2 separate regions of the Homo sapiens genome follow, and region 2 is linked to region 1. Evidence: chromatin loops called from intact Hi-C (ENCODE). Cell type or tissue: GM12878. All regions are shown on one strand. Each heading gives the region's core, and the rest is flanking DNA. Links, peaks and the distances in the headings are about the cores only. Region 1 overlaps TTC9 (tetratricopeptide repeat domain 9). Region 2 has its middle 21 kb from the start of PCNX1.

The links. Hi-C counts contacts between places; a loop is a spot of excess contacts. Peaks named below come from ENCODE experiments on the same cell type or tissue, not always from the same donor. Only the 100,000 strongest peaks of a DNase experiment are listed, where the experiment ranks them.
Region 2: it touches region 1 in a loop (3-fold over the local background); 2 of 110 quality-filtered maps call a loop at or near these places.

What each region holds. Positions count from the first base shown.
Region 1 is chr14:70,662,921-70,668,297 of GRCh38, reverse strand. It overlaps TTC9 (tetratricopeptide repeat domain 9), which reads right to left. Exons shown (of 3, transcript NM_015351.2): 2 at 552-734. Among named protein-coding and RNA genes, the nearest start is that of TTC9, 24 kb to the right of the region's middle. RefSeq lists enhancers at 914-1,414, 1,415-1,915, 2,413-2,572. In GM12878, for the core only: no CTCF peak of the experiment used is centred there; DNase peaks (open chromatin) are centred at 1,975, 2,667 and 4,457; H3K4me3 peaks cover 884 bases; H3K27ac peaks cover 5,000 bases.
Region 2 is chr14:70,884,079-70,889,455 of GRCh38, reverse strand. No RefSeq gene overlaps it. Among named protein-coding and RNA genes, the nearest start is that of PCNX1, 21 kb to the left of the region's middle. RefSeq lists an enhancer at 1,843-2,152. In GM12878, for the core only: no CTCF peak of the experiment used is centred there; DNase peaks (open chromatin) are centred at 1,955 and 2,685; H3K4me3 peaks cover 1,938 bases; H3K27ac peaks cover 2,608 bases.

The DNA of each region.
Region 1 (5,377 bases), core at 205-5,204:
ATAAATATCTGTGGAATGAATGAATGAATGACTGGTGGATATGATCTAAGTGAATGCTATAGATAACACATGTCCTAAGGAATAGCATCTGACTGGAGAAGTCAGAGCATGCTTCCTGAAAGGTGCTGGGCTTAGCATCAAATTTGCCTGTTTGTATTCTGTGTCATCAACCAGATGTGAGCGCCTCATGGGTAGCGGCAGTGTCTTTTCATTGATTCCCTTGGTGCTTAGCACAAATCTTGGCACATAGTATGAATTCAATATATATATATTTGTTGAATAAGTGAAGAGAGCTGGATTCTGAGTTGAAAAAGATGAGGAATTCTATACTCTATTTGAAGAGAAGAGGGGCCTGTGCTCCCTGGAACTCAAACCCTAGGCAAATGCATGGGCTGTGTGCTCCTCTTAGGTCTTATCATATATATCTGATCCCTAATTTTGCCATCTCTGTCCCTGCCTGGCCCTCCTAGCCAAGAAAACTGCTGAAATGAGAAGGTCCCAGGAGCCACCAGAGCAGGGAGGAAGTAAGAAAACAGCTATTTCCGCCTTACCTGTTGGTTGTTGGGTCCTTGCTTCTTTCAGGTAGTAGAGTGCTTTGTCATAGTCCCCAAGGTGGTAGAAGGCCACACCAGACCGGTAAAGGGCCTTGAAGTTCTCCCCTTCCTTCTTCAAGACTTTGAGGCAATATTCCTTGACTCGTTCATAGTTTACCAGCTCAGCCTGGAGCAGGCAGGCTATGGAGGAAGGGAGGGAAAATGCCATCAGCACAACAGTGGCCAGCTCTGCATGTTTCCCTTGAGTTGCTTCTCTCCAGAGGTTTAGCAGGGTTGGGGTTTTCCACTGGGGTTTACATCTTGGGATTTGTCTTCCAATAATCCTAGCCTCCCTGACCAGTTTCATCACTAAAAAGCCATGTTAACAAGGCTTGAGCAAGTCACTTAACCTTGTATTATGGGTTGAATTATGCCCACCCTTCCACCACCAAAAGATATGTTGAAGTCCTAACCTGCAGTACACAAGAATGTGACCTTATTTGGAGACAGGATCTTTACAGAGGTGATCAAGTTGAGGTCATTACAGTAGGGCCTAATCCAGTGTGACTGGTATCCTTATAAAAAGGGGAAATATGTACACAAAGACAGACACACACAGAGGAAAGACGACATGATAAAACATGGGGAGAAGAGAGCCATCCATAAGCCAAGGAATGCCTGAGGCTACCAGAACCTCACAGAGAGGCATGGAACAGATTCTTCCTCACATCTTTCAGAATAACAACCCACCAGCACCTGGATCTTGGACTCCTAGCCCCTGGAACTGTGAGATCATACATTTCTATTATCTCAAGTCACCCAGTTTGTGGGACTTTGTTGTAGGCAGCCTTAGGAATAAGCTACCAGAGGCAATCATCATCTCTTCATCATCATCTTCATCATCATCATCACCATCATGGCCAATATTTGTTGAGTGCTTACCTTGTACAGATGCTGGTCTCATTGTTTTACATGTATTACTGATATAATCCTCAGAATACTCCAATGTGGGTACTATTACTGTTTCAATTTTATAGGTGAGGAAGCTGAGGCCCAGAGAGCTGAAGAAATTTCCCAAGTCCACACAACGTGAAAGAGACAAAGATGGGATTTAAGCTGAAGCTGTCTGGCTCCAGAATCCAAGTCCTTCCTAATCTAGTTGTTGGAGGGATTATATAAAATAATGGCCATAAAGTACTTAATGTGGGCTTGGCACATAGCAAGCATGAAAAAAATGTTAGTTAACATTCTTAGAATTCTTTTTAGTCTTGTACCAGTAACATCTGCCTCTGACTTCCCTCAAGTTCCCTTTCATGTATATTTGTCTCTGCAGTTCCTGAGAGAGGGGGCTTTCTGGTAGGCTAGTGACCAGCTCATACAAGCCACATGTCTGGACATGAGAGACCTAGGTGTCCCAGGCAAGAGGAAGCTATGGCAGGCAGGTCTCATGGTGGAGAGCTTCCCCATCCCACAAACAGCCATCTTTGAGTAAACCATGTCCCTTTGAGCTTTCCCTTACCAGCCCTGAGCCACAGGGAGCCACAGGGCTGGGACTAGAGTGATGACACGCCTGGAGGATGACTAAATGGCCTTGAAGAATGATTGAAATTTCGTGCCCTAGGCACCTCCCTCTAATCCCAACCCTGCTGAGCCACCTCGCCTCCATTTAACCACTCAAATATCTAGTAGGCATTGACCAACGGCAAAGTATGTTGCATACTTCGGAGGGAGTACAAAAAAAGAGACAGGAAAAAGGCACCTGTCTGCTTCTTCAAAGCAAATAAAAACAGAGACTTAGGAGGCAAAACTGGTGCTTCTGTTCACAACCCGGCTGGGTGGCTGGGGGAGAATGCTGATGCTCTGTTCCTTCTTTGTGCCCAGACTTTTCCACACTGACAGAAGACACCTCAGGATAGAGACAAGTCACTGATTTCAATCTTCAGGGGTCTAACGTCAGTCATTCTGACCCCTTAAATAACTTCCCAGGTATCAGAATTGCTGAGATTTTTTAAGAGACCAGATTTTTTTTGAGCATTTAGGACCAAAAAACTCCATTCTTTCACAGAATGAGGAGAAATACACAGACTGTCAAGATGAAGGTATGAGAACCAGGAAGTGAAAGAGAATCAGCCCAGATCTAGAAACTGACCTGTCAGGTTTCACTGGCTGCAGGGCAGAAAGCCAAGTCAACAGAAGCAACAGGCTGCTAACCCCCGAGGGCAGCTCTTGTTCACCCAGGACTACAATCTTCTGGTGCACCAGGGGGTCCTTCTGATAAGCTGATGCTACAAGCCCCCCTCCCCTCTCCTCCCTCTCTCTCCATGGTGGGATCTTAGGCCCTTCTGTCCCCTTCCTCACCTGCATGTTGTCGGAGCCTGTGCTGGTGCTTATACAGCTGTACAGAGAGAGAGAGGGGTTTCTGTAAAAAGGTTCCTGGATGTGAACCTCACTGACTGCTACCTGTGTGTGACTTGGCTCCAGCACCTGCTCCCAGAGCTAAAAGCTGTCCTGTCCACAGCTTCCACGCTCCCTGCCTGAAGTCCTCTCTGACCGGGCCTAGCAGCCCTCTTCCCGTCCAGCCCTCCCTCTTTGAACAGACACTTCTGTTTGCTGACCCTGGCAGTCTAGGAAAAGGACCATTTAACAAATAAAAATAAAAATAAAATAAAATAACAGTTTTTGAATGCATAAAATGGTGGTGACAGGGGCAGGGGAAGCAAAGAGGCCTGGAAATGGGGAAGCCTCCCCCTTCCCACAAAGGGTTAAAGGAACCACAGCAATCAATTTCTGGCACTTATTTGGTAAAAATATTTCTAGTTCCCCTGCAGATCCGGTGGGAACTGGCATACCTGGCTGTGGACCAGGGTTCAGACTTTGGGGGAGGCAAGGGAGGCAGGGCTAGGCTGGTTATAGGGTGTGGAGCCTCAGCTGACACCACAGACAGGGCCCAGAAAGATGGAGAAATAGCTGGGCCAAGAGGTAGAATCTGGATAAGAAGTTGGGGTGCTAGGCCAGGACTCTTTTTTTTTTTTTTTTTAAATGGAGTCACGCTCTATTGCCTAGGCTGGAGTGCAGTGGTGCGATCTCGGCTCACTGCAACCTCTGCCTCCTGGGTTCAAGCAATTCTCCCGTCTCAGCCTCCCAAGTAGCTGGGACTACTACAGATGCCCGCCACCATGCCTAGCTAATTTTTGTAGTTTTAATAGAGACGGGGTTTCACCATATTGGTCAGGCTGGTCTCGAACTCCTGACCTCTGGTGATCTGCCTGCCTCAGCCTCCCAAAGTGCTGGGATTACAGGAGTGAGCCACTACACCCGGCCCAGGCCAGGACTCTTAAGGGAATCCAGGGGTGGAGGGGGTGACAGCCAGGCTGGAGGCTGGCCTCAGCGCTACCTGCAGGTGATTTTTAGGCACCTCTCTGCTTTGGGTGGGTGGCTACTGGTACATCTAGTAAGCCCATGGGATAGGTAAGATGGGATGACAGCAGGCACGTGTGAGGGCTGAGGAAGTTAAGACGACGTGGACTGGCTGCCTCCTGATTGCTCCTTCCCCATCCCTGTAGCCATTAGCCAGGACCTGGGGTTGCAGTGGACCTCAGGATAAGTGGCATCGCCCCACAGTGTGTCCTCCTCATGGTTATTAATCCCTTCTCTGGTGTCAGAGGTGCTAAATACTTCACATACACTATGTCTTTTAATCCTCACATCAACTCCATGAAACAGGTTCTATTTTTATCCTTCTTTTATAGATGATGAAACTGAGTTCCAGAGAAATGAAGTAACTTGCTGAAGGTCACCCAGCTGGAAGGGGGTAGAATTAGGATATCAGCCCACTTCTGTCAGGCTTCCAAGACTGTGCACTTGACCTCTGGGGTGTCTGTGGGGATGCATTTGAAGCCATCGGAAACCCACACAGCCCCTGGGGAGAAAGAGAGGTCATCTGTGGAAACTCCCTTCTGCTGTGTTCCAAAGCTAACAAGCAAAAATTGATGCCTAACTGCTGGGCACTGGGCGGGGCAGTGGGATCAGCTGATGAGCTGACACCCGCCCCCCCACCCACCTGGGGCTAACAGATGGGCAGGGAGGGCAGAGGTCATGTTATCTCAAATATTCACATGTGGGCTAACTGCTATGAAGGACAAAGGTAGAGAAGGAGCATACCCAGGCAGGAGGGGCCTTACCTTGATCTAAAGTATAATGGGAGGCCTTCTTGGAAGAAGTAGCATTATAGCTGGGATCTAAAGATTGGGTATTTCTCAGCCTCAGCACTATTGACATTTTGGACTAGATGATTTTTTGTTACATGAGGATGTCTTGAGCCTTGCAGGATGCTTAGCAGCTCCCCTAGCCTCTTCTCACTACATGCCACTTGTGACAACCAAAAAATGTCTCTGGAAATGGCCAAGTATTCCCTGGGTGGTGGGGTGGTGGTAAAATCACCCATGTTTGGGAATCACTGATCTGGGTGAAACTGTGACTTTTCAAGGCAGAGCCAAGAAAGAGAGGGAGCGAGAGGGGAATGGCCTATTTCAGAAAGTTTGGGAAGCCATGCATGCCAGGTTGGAGCAGAGAACCAGAGGGAAGGGTAAAAAAGGTGAAGCTGGAAAAGAAAGAAACCATGACACAGAGACCCTTCTGGTCCACGTAGAAGATCTGGGACTTCATTGTGAGGCAAGAGTGGATTTGGATGATGAAGTGATGGTGACTCAGGTGACCAGAGTGGAGGCGGATAAGCAGGAAAAACAGATCAATGTAAGTGGCATCCAGGAGGCAGAGGTGACCAGCAGCAGGGAATTTCTGCAATATTTTCTCTCTGCTGTCCACATTTGCAAGGTAGAGCCGTT
Region 2 (5,377 bases), core at 139-5,138, 220 kb before region 1:
TTTAGCATCATCTCTAGGTCTTCCAATGTTATGCTTGGAATTTTCTTTAAATAAAAGTGGCCCTTAGAGGTCATTTACTCCAACCTTCTTATTTTACTCCTGGTCTCTACTACCCTACCTTTACGCATCTATTTAGAAGCTAGTGGCACAGGATTTTTGCTAATGATGCCTTTATTGAGGGATTTTCTTTGTCTGTTAGTAAATTACCATGATGCTAGAAGATTTTACAGAAAGTCTCAACTTAGTAATCAGCTACCATCAAAATACATTTATCTATTATTAAGGTAAGACAATTTCCTTCTCAGCCCCAGAAGGGAGGCACATGCACACAAGTATGCACACACACACACACTCACAATGTGATCAGCCAGCTCTCTGTCTGGAAAAATCAAAATACCTCCCAGCTGGAATGACAGCATCATTTTATTAACGCTGAAATAGGAGGGTGATAAAGCAAGTCTCAGCAGGCATAGCAGAAATGCACTGCTTTTATGATTCATATTTCAAAAATGATGCCATGGGAGCAAAAATGCAAAGCAGAGCTTATTATATGCTAGCAAAAATGGAGTGAAGGGTAGTCACCTCAGCTGTGCCTTTTAAGCTCTAAAGGAAGCAACACCACTACCAATTTTCTCTCCTCACCCTGAGGTTGCAACAGACACTTGGATTTGTCTACAGCCATTACTTCATTGTTCTCTGTGCTGTGAGTGGGCTAAGAAAATGATGTTGTTTCCTGTGTGATGATCTTGCTAGAGCTTTGGAGGTACTAAGGAGAATTGCAAAGAAACAGAATCATTAGTACAGTCATCCTTCATCCCTAGTTGTGGGGGGTGGGGAGAAATTGCTTCCAGGACTCCAGGATACCAAAATCTGGGGGATGCTTAAGTCCCTAATATAAAATGATGTAGTACTTGTATGTAACCTATGCACATCCTCCCATAGTTTAAATCATCTTTAGATTACTTATAATATCTAATACAATGTAAATGCTATGTAAATATGTGTTACACTGTATTATTTTTATTTTTATTGTGTATTATTATTATTTTTTTAGTGTTTTTCACCCTCAGTTGGTTGAGTCTGTATATACAGAACCTGTGGATATGGAGGGCCAGCTATATTGTCCTCCGTAGCGCCACCTCTTGATGAGGGGCTGTTGTTGGCCCCTGCAATAGACTGAATGTCTGTCCTCCCCAGATTTATATGTTGAAACCTAATTCTCCTCATGATGGTATTTGGAGGTGAGACTTTTGGGAGGCGATGAGATGTAGCCCTCATGTATGGGATTAGCACCCTTTTAAAAGAGATCCCAGAGAGGTCCTTTGTCCCTTCTGCCATGTGAAGACAGCCATCTATGAACCAGGTAACAGGCTCTCACCAGACACAAAATCTGCTGGCACCTTGATTTTGGACTTCCAAGCCACCAGAACTGTGAGAAATACATTTCTGTGGTTTATGAGCCATTCAGTGTATAGTATTTTGTTATAGCAGCCCAGATGAACAACACAACTATGCTTTCCAAACCCAGAATCCACAGGGTATGTGTGCTGCTTCTCTCTCTGCTTTGCTTGGGGAGAAAGGAATATAAAGGACCCCTGGGAATCCCTTCCCCTGGAGGTTTCCAGCTGCCTGCTTTTGACTTTGACTTCTCTTCTCTCACATGCAAGTAAAGAAAACAATACTGGGTTAACATTTTCTAAGCTGTACAACCTTAGGACAGTGCCATTGGAAGGAAAATAGGCTAGAAATCAGAAAAGATGGGCTTGATTCCAAAGATTTCAGTCAGATCTTTGACGTCAAGATATCACAAACCCTCCTTCTTCAAAGTGCAGGCACTGTCTGTTGGCTCACATCATCCGTGAGCACTTAGAGTTCCTTGAGTAAGAAGTACTGCCTTCTATAAACATCTCTGCATCTGGAGACTTATTCCTGGACATTGCTAATGAGTCAGTGAAAAACCCCAAATGATCTATGTATCAATTCCTGTTTTACACTTTCAGTTTATACAATAAATGAGAAAAAGGGCTAAGCTCAATTTGCTGGAAGTTGACAGTCCATTTTTATTTTGAAATCATTGTTGGTAATTTCATACCAAAGGAGAGGCTTACAGCAAGAGAGTAGAAATGAAAGCAGAAATGAGAAAGCTTATATAGTCTCAATTTCGATGACTCTAAAAACATTGATCAATCAACAATGCAGCTCATCCAGGAAAACCAAAACACTTTGTGGTAGGCAGAATTCTAAGCCCCTAAGGTTTCCTGCCTCTGGGATCTGTGAGCCTTCTCCCACTTACTCAATCAAACAGCAACCTAGATTCTGCTGTGAAGGGATTTTGCAGATGTAATTAAGGTCCCAAGATAGGGAGATTGTCTGGGTGGGCTTGATCTAATAGCACGAGCCCTTTAACTCTGAGTCTGGAGGTCAAAGACAGAAAAAAATCAAAGAGGTTTGAAGCATGAGAAGAATTCAACAAAGGGGAGATTCTCTATTGCTGACTATGAAGATAAAAGGACCAAGTGGTAAGAAATGCGGCAGTTTCTAGGAACTGAGAGTGGCCCCCAGCTGACAGCCAGCCAGGAAACAGGGACCTCAGTCCCCCAACCGCAAGAAACTGAATCTGTGACAACCAGAATGAGCTTCCACAAGGCCCTTGAGCTCCAGATAAGAACACTGCCCAGCTGACATCTTGATTTAGCCCTGTGAGGAGATCAGTGGAGTCACACCCTTCCCAGTTCTGGGGGAAAACCTGTAAAGTAATGAATGGGGAGTTGTTTTAAGGGGATAAATTTATGATGATTTAGTATGCAGCATAGAACTAAAATCCACACTTCCTGAATGGTTTTAAAGCCTCTTAGCCTAACCCTAAGACCAAAACCCAACCTCCTTCAAAGAGAAACCTGCCAACCACTGTGAACCAAATCTATCAGACAAGTCTCTTGTGATTCAAATTATAACCCACGGCCCGACAGCATACATGTGGCCTAAGAAATGCAGCATCTCAGGTCCCATCTGGATCTACTGAATCAAAACCTTCATTTTAACAAATCGCCTGGTGACTTATATACACATTAAAGTGTGAGAAGCACCAGTTAGCATTTTAATGCAGAGCTGGAGATCTGGAATCAGCAAAACCCATGTTCCCAAGCTGGCTCTACAGTTTTACTAGCTATGCGGACTTAGACAAGTTACTTAACCTCTCTGAACTTCTATTAATCGGTAAAATGGAGCAGGTAATAGTACTGACTTTATAGAGTTGTGGTGAGGATTAAATGGGACAGTATGTAAAGTGCTTTAGCCCTGCATTTTGGCCTGTCGTTAGCCTGGCAAACAGTAAGGGCTTAATAAATTGTTGCTTATTATTGGATTGGGCAGTAATAGCATCAATTGAATGTAGAGGGAGCAGGTAAACTGTATCAGTTGGAAACTTGCAGGATCACTGTGGCTGGCATCCTCTGATTAAATATGTTGTCACGCAGCTCCTCAGAGACTGCAAAAGGTTGTGACCTTGGTTTTCTACCTAACACAAGGCTGGGTCAGCCATGCCATTCCATCCCAATGCCTGTAACCATCTGTGTATCCCCCGACCCTCTCCCTTGTCGGTATTTAACCTCACTGGGCTTGACCTCACTTAGCTAATGAGATCTGGCCAGAAACCATGGAGATGGTTGTCAGCAACTCGGGGCAGGTGGTATCCCTGAATACCAATGGCAGCTCAATCCACAGAAAAGATGAAGAGATGTGCCAGGGGCAAAACACAGCCTGTTGAACTGTTTTAACAGAAATCTAAGGTTCTTCTTATTTTTGTTGGAGGGAATGATGGCAATGGTGACAATGGTGTTGGCATTACTGAGTATAAGAATGAATGTATAAATCAACAGTGACAAATGAGTAATACATAAGCCAGAGAGCTTTTGTGATCAATTCTGCAGAGGCCCGTTCCCCCTCCTGGTGGTTTCTCTGTTCTTGGCAAAGACTCCTCTCACTTGCTTTATTTCTCAGCCTGAGCCACAGCAATCTCTATAGTTCAATATAAATAATGAGGGTGATATTGATAATAACAATAGCTCTCATTTATTGAGTGCTCCAAGTGCCAGGCACTCTTCATATATTATTTATACTCCTTATAACAACTCTTTGAGGTAGACATTATTATGTTCCTTTTTAGCCAAGGAAACAGAAGCCTCAGAGAGGTTAAGTGGCTTGCCCAAGTTTACACAGCAGATAAGATAGTCTTGGATTCAAACCTGAGTCTGTTTGACTCTGAAACCTGTGCTTTCTTCGCTTTATCTCCGCAATACAGCTGTCATCCTTGACTGGGCTCTTGGCCCTTTGCCTGGACACTGTATCTGGGCCTTCGATACTACTGCCCAGTCAGCTCCTGAGCTGCCTTGCTCCTGTCCTTCCAGGTTTGCACCGCTTTGGCTTCTGTCTTTGCTCAGATGCTCACCTGTCTGGCCCCTGGAAACATATGGCGCTCACCTATTTCTTGTCGGTCCACATGGTTCTGCCCGTGGGTTTTCTAATCTCACTGCTCATAAGCAAGCTTGCTGGGCCTGACTCATGAAGGAGTGGCTTGATGCTCCCAGACTCTGGGTAACTGTCCCTCATTCTAGACCCTCCTGCCTCATAAGTAGAGTCTCCCCTATCATCCAGCCTGGCTCACCATTGCAGAAGAATGTTTCCTGCCTGTGTCAGAGAAACCAGCCACCTGGGTTCTTCTATCTGCTCCTGCTGTGCTCTGTCTTGAATACTCTTCCTTTCTTTCAAAACCACATTCTATTGCTCAGCTCATACCTGACTCAAAACCCAACCTACTGCCCACAGACTAAGATCTCGACCTGGAATTATATCCTATTACTATCTGGCCTCACTGACCCTTTCAAGTTCCAACCTTATTTTCCAGCCAATTGTTTCCCATCCTTTCTCTGTGATTTTCTGCTCGGCCTTTTCTCCTGCTCTTCTCTGCCAGGAATGCTCATTTCCTCTGTGCTAGTTCAGGATCATCCAAGATCTAGCATAAAATCCATCTTCTTTACAAAAAATGGCCCTAACCTTCCCAGCTGGAAATGGTCTCTTCCTTTCATTGATCTACTGTGGCACTGTATCTAGTGACACCTAACAGTTTTCTACATTTTGCCGTAGTTAATTGTATACATATTTTTTCTCCCCTTTTACACTATAAGGTCTCTGAGAACAGAGAGCATCTGATTTTTTTTTTCTTTTTTCTTTTTTGAGACAGAGTGTCACTCTGTCGCCAGGCTGGAGTGCAGTGGCACAATCTCGGCTCACTGCCTCCTGGGTTCAAGCAATTCTCCTGCCCCAGCCTCCCGAATAGCTGGGACTACAGGTGCACGGCACCAAGCCCAGCTAATTTTTG